Linked DNA regions of Homo sapiens: region 1 is linked to region 2. A link is a contact called in ENCODE Hi-C or POLR2A ChIA-PET data. All regions are on one chromosome and are shown on one strand. The core of a region is the stretch at or near the end of the contact, and the rest is flanking DNA. Distances in the headings are between cores, read along the strand shown.

Region 1 (3,955 bases), core at 589-3,088, 200 kb after region 2:
GATATTTTTGTTTTGATTTATTGACTTGCCTGTATTTTCTATTTTCTTATAATAATACATGTAAGACAAGCTTATCTTAAAGAATTAGAGAACTATATAGAAAGGAAGATAAGGGAAAAAGTCTTCATTATTGCATCATTCAGAGGTTTTTCTTCTAATCTTTGCATTATTCAAAGGCACTTTCTTCCAATCTTTTGCTGAACATTTTCTTATATAGTTAAGAATACACCATATTTGCAGCTGGAATCCTTAAAAAAAGATATATTTTATGTATCTGTAAATATACATATATTTATATATGCATATATATACATATACAAATATCTATACACATATATAGATATATAAATATATACATATATAAATATATATACATATATAGATATATAAATATATACATATAAAGATATATAAATATGTATATATAAATATGTAGAAATATATCTCTGTATAAATATATAGATATACAAATATGTATATCTATATATACATATATAAATAGATCTAGATCTATATATAAATCACTGTGTTCTTTTGTATTATTAAAAGGCCTTTATATAACATAATTTTTAATACTGCATATTCCACCTCCCCATCATCATCATCTTTATCTTTGTTAGTATCATCTCCAAGATCAGTATCATCATCATTTGTTAAACACTATGAGCCAAATCTTATGTAAGTGGTTTACACATATTACGCTATTTTACTTTATTCTCAAGAATTATTCACATTTGTAAATGGAGACAAATATAGCCAACAAAAACAAAAATATTGAAGAGAAAAATAATCATCTGTAAGCTTTGTGCCTCTGAGAGAAACTCCAGGACCATTTCAAACCAACTTAACTGGCAACAAGGTGACAGAAACACTGATTATTACCTTGTACTTTTTTGGAAAGTTAAAGCTAAATAAGGCTATATACTTATATATGTTTCTTGAAAGAGATTTCTTATCATTATATAACCACTTGAGAAAAACACTTTTTAAAAAAATTAAAAACTGAAAAACAAAGCGTCTCTTTATTTTTCGGATCCTAAAGAATGGAATCATTTAAAGATGGGGAAATGCTTCAGCTCAATGCAAAAAGGCTTCTTCCAAGAATACATAGGCACTATTCAGGGTTTAGAAAGTTGTTTTAGAATCACAGTAGAGGCCTTTTGCGTATTAAAATAGACTATTTTTTTTCCTGACCATTTAGCCTTGCAAAGCAGCTGAGAGGAGTAACACCGTATTATTTCTTCAGCTTTCAGATATCTATCTAGTAATTTCCATTTTCATCCACAGAACACATTCAGAGCAGAATTGGCGTAAAGTTGTTGCTGATTTGATTTGGCCAATGATTCTTAAGAAATGACGGTGGCACAACTGTCACATCTTTCTGCCAAAACCTTGTCAGTCCAGCAGTCTCCACTAGATGAGGTGAAGGGAGACGAGGGCTGGAGATAGGAGAGTCAGTCCTGAGAGGGGAGGAGGGTGGCTAAGGAAGTGTCAAGGGGGTCTCTGGAGAAGGGGCCCCGGGCTATTAGCTAGCTGTCTAATCCTCCCCTCAGCAAGGCCTTTTGGCTGCCAAGACTGTTATCCTGTGTGCAGTGTTGATGGTCTGTGATCCTTTGTCAGAGTAATTGACGGTGAAGTCTGCACTTTTGCAGCTAATGATAAATAGGGCTTTTAAAGGTTGTAATTTCTTGTTTAACTGATGCCAGTTGCAAATACTTTGTGCTGAGGAATAATTCCTCTCTGCCAAATAAAATACAGTGGAAGTCTGTGGTGTGTTTTTCAGCTTATTGTTAGTCACAGCTTTCCTGACAGAGCACTTTCTATGCAGGAGATAAATGCTCAGGCCGTCCGGCTGCCAATTTCAGCACATAAAGGACTTTTCTGTGGAAAAGACTTTTCTGTTTCTCTAGTGAACATTAATAAGGATTTTTATTTATTTTACTTTTTATTTTATTATTTTACAAAACCCTTTCAGAGGGGCAAATGTTTACTTCCTTGGAATGAGAATTATTTGAGTTTTTAAATGGGTCTCATTTCTTTCTCTGTCCCATTCATGAGCTCTAGTTTGCACACAGCTCCTCTAGATAAATGGCAAGAAGATGGCTCTCTAGTCTGTTCACAGAAAACTGTATTATGGGCAATGGGATTGGGGAAAGGCTTCCCCAAGGGTCTGTGCACCACAAGACTGAAGGGAAAATTATAGTAAAAGGGGCCAGAGGATGGCAAAAATGAGAGAAATCAGGTTCCTATGGGCTCAAAGAAAGATTGGCTTGCTTGGATGTAAACTGAGATTCATACCTTTCACAATGAAACAAAGCAACACAAAAGTGCACCGAGAAATACCAGTGTGCCTCAAAAGTGCAAGTGAATGGATTTGAGAAGGAGTCTCGCTCTGTCACCTAGGCTGGAGTGTGGTGGCGTGATCTAGGCTCACTGCAACCTCCCCCTCCTGGGTTCAAGTGATTCCCCTGCCTCAGCCTGCCAAGTAGCTGGGATTACAGACGCCTGCCACCACGCTCGGGTAATTTCTGTATTTTTAGTAGAGATGGGGCGAGGCTGGTCTTGAACTCCTGACCTCAGGTGATCTGCCAGCCTCAACCTCTCAAAGTACTGGAATTACAAGTGTGAGCCACTGAGCCCAGCCAAGCGGATGGATTTCAAGGGTTTTCATATATATGCTTATAATCATATTTAAATGTATTGATGGGGTTACAAACTTAAAAATGTCCTATGGCCTCCTATGGCCATTTTTTTTAAGCAAATGAAACACCATATTCAATTTTATGCATTTGGAAGTTATTTTTTTGTGTGAATGAGTTGGTTCAAGCCAAATTCATTCATAGGAAATAATTCCTGAGCCCAGGAAGTCCAGTAGGTCTCAGGTGAAATGTTGGCAGGTGGAGGTGTTTCTAGCTAGTATAGAACCGCTGATGAGTGTGTTACTGCAGGTTCTACTATAGGGTGGAGAACCTTTAGGATATATATTCAGACCATTTGGAAAGTCCGTCAGAGCTCTTCCATACATTAAAAAATGACATGTCCTTGTGTCTTGAATTCCTGCTTTACTTATCTAGTAATTTAGATACACGTGTGTGTCATAGATTGAAAGAAAGATGACCAGGAGAATTGAAAACAGACCTATACAGGGGAGAAAGTGGGAGATGATGGACAGAGATATTGTGGTCAAAGTTTAGCAGTCAGAGAGGCCTTGAGCATCCTATCCATTAAAAGTAGCAGACAGGCTGTATTATTAGTACTGTCCTTCTGAATCTGTAAAGCATTAATGTTTGTCTCATGCCCAGCCAAAACCAAACTCCAAGTTACCAGGATGCTACCTGGAGACAAAACTGCCCTTATCACCCACTTTGCTGCTGAAAACCCGTTACTGACTGTCCTACCCTGGAGGATGCAGTTCAAAGAGTCTTAGCATGTTGGGAAAGGTCCTCTACCATCTGGCCCTACTTTCCCACTACGGCTTCATCTTCTCTTCTTAAAGCTCCCAAATGCTGGGCTGAGACAACATAGGGAAATCATGATCATATCACTTACCAGCACTGCATTCCTGAGAAGTCTATTTTTCTGAACTCTTGAAATTAGGACAGTGACATAGTTTTTCATAGGGCTGTTATGAGGAATAAATGAGGTAAAAATCCACTTTTAGGAATGAGTAATACTGCCTTTATCACCCTGCTCTGTCCATTACAAACAGTATTTTTCCACTGGTCAAAATGTGTATTTTTCCATCAAAATCTAGTGCAATTAGTTCCTCTTCTTTATGACTCATCTATTATCTCATCTATTAAGTTACAGTTGATCCTTCCTTTGCATCACAGCTTTACAATATATATCCTCCATTATCTTACATAACTCATTTTTGAAGTTACTTGCTTATATATCTGTTTTTCTTCACTAAATTTTGAGCTCCTTGTGGGAAAGATTGACCTTTCATACTTAC
Region 2 (3,944 bases), core at 1,356-3,855:
CATTTCAACTCTACTAAGACACCTGTTTTATATGTAATTCCTGGGCATGAAGCTGTGTTCTTATTAGATCAAATCTGAAAACAACAAAAATTTAGGAAGACACTTAACCAGAAATAAATAAGAAGTGAAGAAAATTTTTAAATGCTCCTAAGAGTCACAAAATATGCACATATATTCACATATACACATAGCATAAACACACATGAACACATACACATTTAAACAACTGGGAAGGAATACCATGTATTTGCAAAGAAATACCCCCAAAATATGAAAGTGTCAATTTCACTTAATTTATAAATTTGATATATTTGTTTGAGAGGGTTGATAAGACTAAGCTAATCTCTAAAGATCATCAGAAAAATAAGCAAGTAAAAATTGCCAGAAAATTTCTGAAAAACTAAATCAAGAAAAGGAAGCTATTCTATCACATTTTAATACATATTATAAATATATTAAAAATTTAACAGATTTTTTTTAAAAAAGATGCTTGTACATGAATAGACAGATAAGCTTATGAGAGAGAAAAGAAATTCCAGAAATAGATTCAAATACATATAATTACATAGTAAAAGATACAGGAACATTTCAAAATAGCATTGAAAATATGGATTATATACTAACATTATGGGAAATCTGGGTAACTACCTGAAAAAAAAATAAATTTAGATTTATATTGTTTACCAGAATAAATCTAAAATTGATCAAATATTTAAGTATAAGAAATACAATCATAAAAGTAGTAGAAAAAAAGCCATGAAAAATATTTTATTCTTTCAAGTGAGAAAATTTAAGTAGAAACAAAATCCAGAGGTCACTGAAAAATTGATAAACTTGGTACAAAAAATTTAAAGAAAACATTCTACATGGCAACACTCACAATAAAATTGAAATCAAGAAAAAATGGTGAGAAAATATTTGCACAAGAAATAAAGATATAATTTCTCTAATACATAAAGAACTCCTATTTATCAATAAGAAAAAACCCAACCATTCAGTAAATTAATGAGCAGAGAATGTGAGCAAACTGATCATAGGAAAGAAAATATAAACAGCTCTTAAATATATTAAAATAAATTCAGATTTGAAGGAAACACTTTTATACATAGATTGTGAACATTTAAACAAATAAAATCTGTTTGCAGGGCATTCTGACCATGCCTATCAAAATTATAAGTGCACATACCCTTTAACCAGCAATTCCACGTTTAGAATATACTCTACAGATTTACTCATGCATATAAAAAATGAAATGTATACAAGATTATTTATTGCAACTTTGTTTATAAAAGCAAAATATAGTAGTCTTCTAAATATCCATCAACAGAATACTGCTTATAGAAATTATAATGTATACATATAATGGTATATTATGAATAGTAAATAAGAAATAAAAAAGATTTTCATATATAGATATGAGATGATCACCAAAATGTTTTTAAAAGAGAAAATGATGTAGAACATTGTGTACAATATACAAACATTTGAGTAAAAATTAACTGATAGAAAGATAGATAGAATACATATTTTAACTCCAGCCACTACATTTCAATATCAACAGACACCATGGTGTATTCCCCATATACACCTTTTTGTTAGTGCTATTATACTTTTGATTACATTATTCCCTACATAGATAGACTTTCATCTTGATTTTTGCTTGCTAAAATTCAACTCATCTTTGGATCCTGTAAATTAACCTTTCTCTTCTGTTCTTTTAATACAACTATCTGAATCTAGGTTCTTTTTCTAATAAAAACTAGTAAAATCCATTAATTCCAATAACACTAAAGGAAGAGAAGGAAGGGAAAAGGAACAACTACTAAATACATGTCTGCCAGACACTTTAATGTCCTATGACATTTAATTCTAGACAACTTTTTAATTCAGGTATTATTCCAGTAACAAGTGTTGTTACCAGTTTGAGAAGATTAGAGAATGTTCACAATGTCACACATCTGATAATAGGAGGTACAGAGGTTTAAACTCAAGTATCTAGGATTCTAAATCCTTTTCTGACTATACAGCCTTGTACTTGATGGAATTTCTGCTACATTTCTTTAGAATCCGAACCTTTGAGATCATCTAGTTTGACACTCTCGATTGACAAATGAGGGAAAGAAAGCAGGAGAGGTTAAGAGCTTTGCAAACTAGTTTGTTAGTGTCAATGGGGTTGGATAGGGGTCTATAAAAACATATGTATGTAATTAGGACTAGGATGTAAGGTCAACCCGGTACTTTACACTTTTATAATAGAATTTAAGATTAACAGGATAATTGATAGTCTTTAAAATTAAAAAATTGGCACATACCACAGACAGGAGGAGTTTCAGGAATGGAGAGCATAAACATCTGACAATGAATGCCTATCTGTGAAAATTAACACCCATCCATAACATTTGTAAGAATTCTTTAGTGTCATTAACTCTTTGCCAAGCATCTTCCTGTGCTAAAGACAAAATGAGTTTTTGACATTCTCATACAAAGTCCATGTGCCCTACAATAAAATCCTGAGGTCTCCAGCACTTACTTGCCTCCTCCCTCCAATATATCTGGCTCCCATCCCACAGCCTCTACCACACTGGCTCAGGAAGTAGGCAATTTCCTGCCTTGGCTGAGCCGGATATTAAGACCTCTTTGTTCCCTTATCTCTGAGAAATAACACCCCTCTGAAATACTCCAATAGCTGACTGATTCATGCTTAGACTTACCTAAAGGACTCTCTGCTGTTCTTTAATATTAGTGTTGGCTGAGGCAGAGCAATTCACCCACATTCTAATCGTAAAATGTCGTGGGGTGATATGGAGCACACTGGATAATTATAGTTCGTAGACTGTCTAATATTAGAATAAAGAAGATTTTTTAAAGAACTATTAAGCTAGGGGATCTTCCTCTCTGCTCCCACCTCCCCTCACTGACCCATCCACAAACAAACCCATTTATGTCCGTTTGCATTTATAAAAGCATCCTTTCTCATACAAGACATCTTAAATAGATTCATTCATATTGGTACAGACTAAACTGAAATTTCTAGGCTGTATAACACAGGCAATTTGATTATTCTCCTTGGAGGCAATACATACAGAAATAACAACTGCTGACAACTTCTTGGTACCTCCCAATGTATAGAGACACATGACATATCGATCTATACAAATAGCCTGTGTTCTCTATTTGACTGATGGTTAGTAATACCATCTGCACATCCACAGCTTGTCCAGTTTCCAGGTTTCTTCCATTTAGTGGAATGTTCTTAATACAATATTCCTATTCAACACTTCAAAGCCCTTTCAAAACATTTCACTTTTCATGTAATGCATGCCCTACATTCCAGCTTCTTCTGTTTGGAGTTCTGATACGAGGAAAAGCTAAAAACAATACATCATGATGACCAAGCACAGAAAATGCAATTTAGAAGTAAAAATGAAGGGAACAAAATCTTCCCTCTTCCTTCACTGGCAAGGTTAAATGAACCAAAGTATTCTAGAACTAAGAAATTTTAAAGACCATTTAGTCTCACCAGCTCATTTTACAAGTGGGGGAACTAGGCTCTGGGTGATGAACAACATTTTAGGTTGTGGAATGGAGTAAGCTCCAGGTAAAAGAAACAACATCTGCGTAGACGCCGGGATGCTGATTGTGCCACCAGAGGAAGACTTTGACTAGATGGGCTATCAGGAAGAATAGAACAAAAGATTAAATAAGTAGAGTTGAACACATTTACAAAGGATGTTGGAATTTCCATTTGCAATTTGTGGGTCAATGTTCTACTTTCATGAAAATGTAGACATTGAATCATATAGGTTAGATTTGGAAAAGAACTCAGGATCTCAGCTCTTATTTCTTTCCTTCATAATACTTTATTTAGTTGTAATTTTGTATTAATTTAACTTTAAAATCTTTGTCATTCACTAGTTTGTAATCTTCATAGCATCTGGCACAGT

What was found. A loop is a pair of places that touch in the nucleus more often than their neighbours do. ChIA-PET counts read pairs that join two places held with the same protein, here RNA polymerase II (POLR2A). Pooled maps may share reads with other maps.
Region 1: a loop to region 2 is called in a pooled map, with 2.6 times the contacts of the local background. The contact joins two enhancer-like sites. A Hi-C loop is called at or near these places in 1 of 168 maps with a recorded cell type or tissue (A673) and 1 of 50 pooled maps. POLR2A ChIA-PET finds 5 or more read pairs at or near these places in 1 of 52 experiments (endothelial cell of umbilical vein).

The regions. Positions count from the first base shown.
Region 1 is chr1:170,697,378-170,701,332 of GRCh38, forward strand. All of the region lies in intron 1 of PRRX1 (paired related homeobox 1), which reads left to right. Among named protein-coding and RNA genes, the nearest start is that of PRRX1, 35 kb to the left of the region's middle. Within about 2 kb of position 1,839, at least 4 of the 41 ENCODE cell types and tissues checked have a DNase peak (open chromatin) inside an H3K27ac peak, as active enhancers do.
Region 2 is chr1:170,491,969-170,495,912 of GRCh38, forward strand. The region is part of intron 1 of GORAB-AS1 (GORAB antisense RNA 1); the gene reads right to left. Among named protein-coding and RNA genes, the nearest start is that of GORAB, 38 kb to the right of the region's middle. Within about 2 kb of position 2,606, at least 2 of the 41 ENCODE cell types and tissues checked have a DNase peak (open chromatin) inside an H3K27ac peak, as active enhancers do.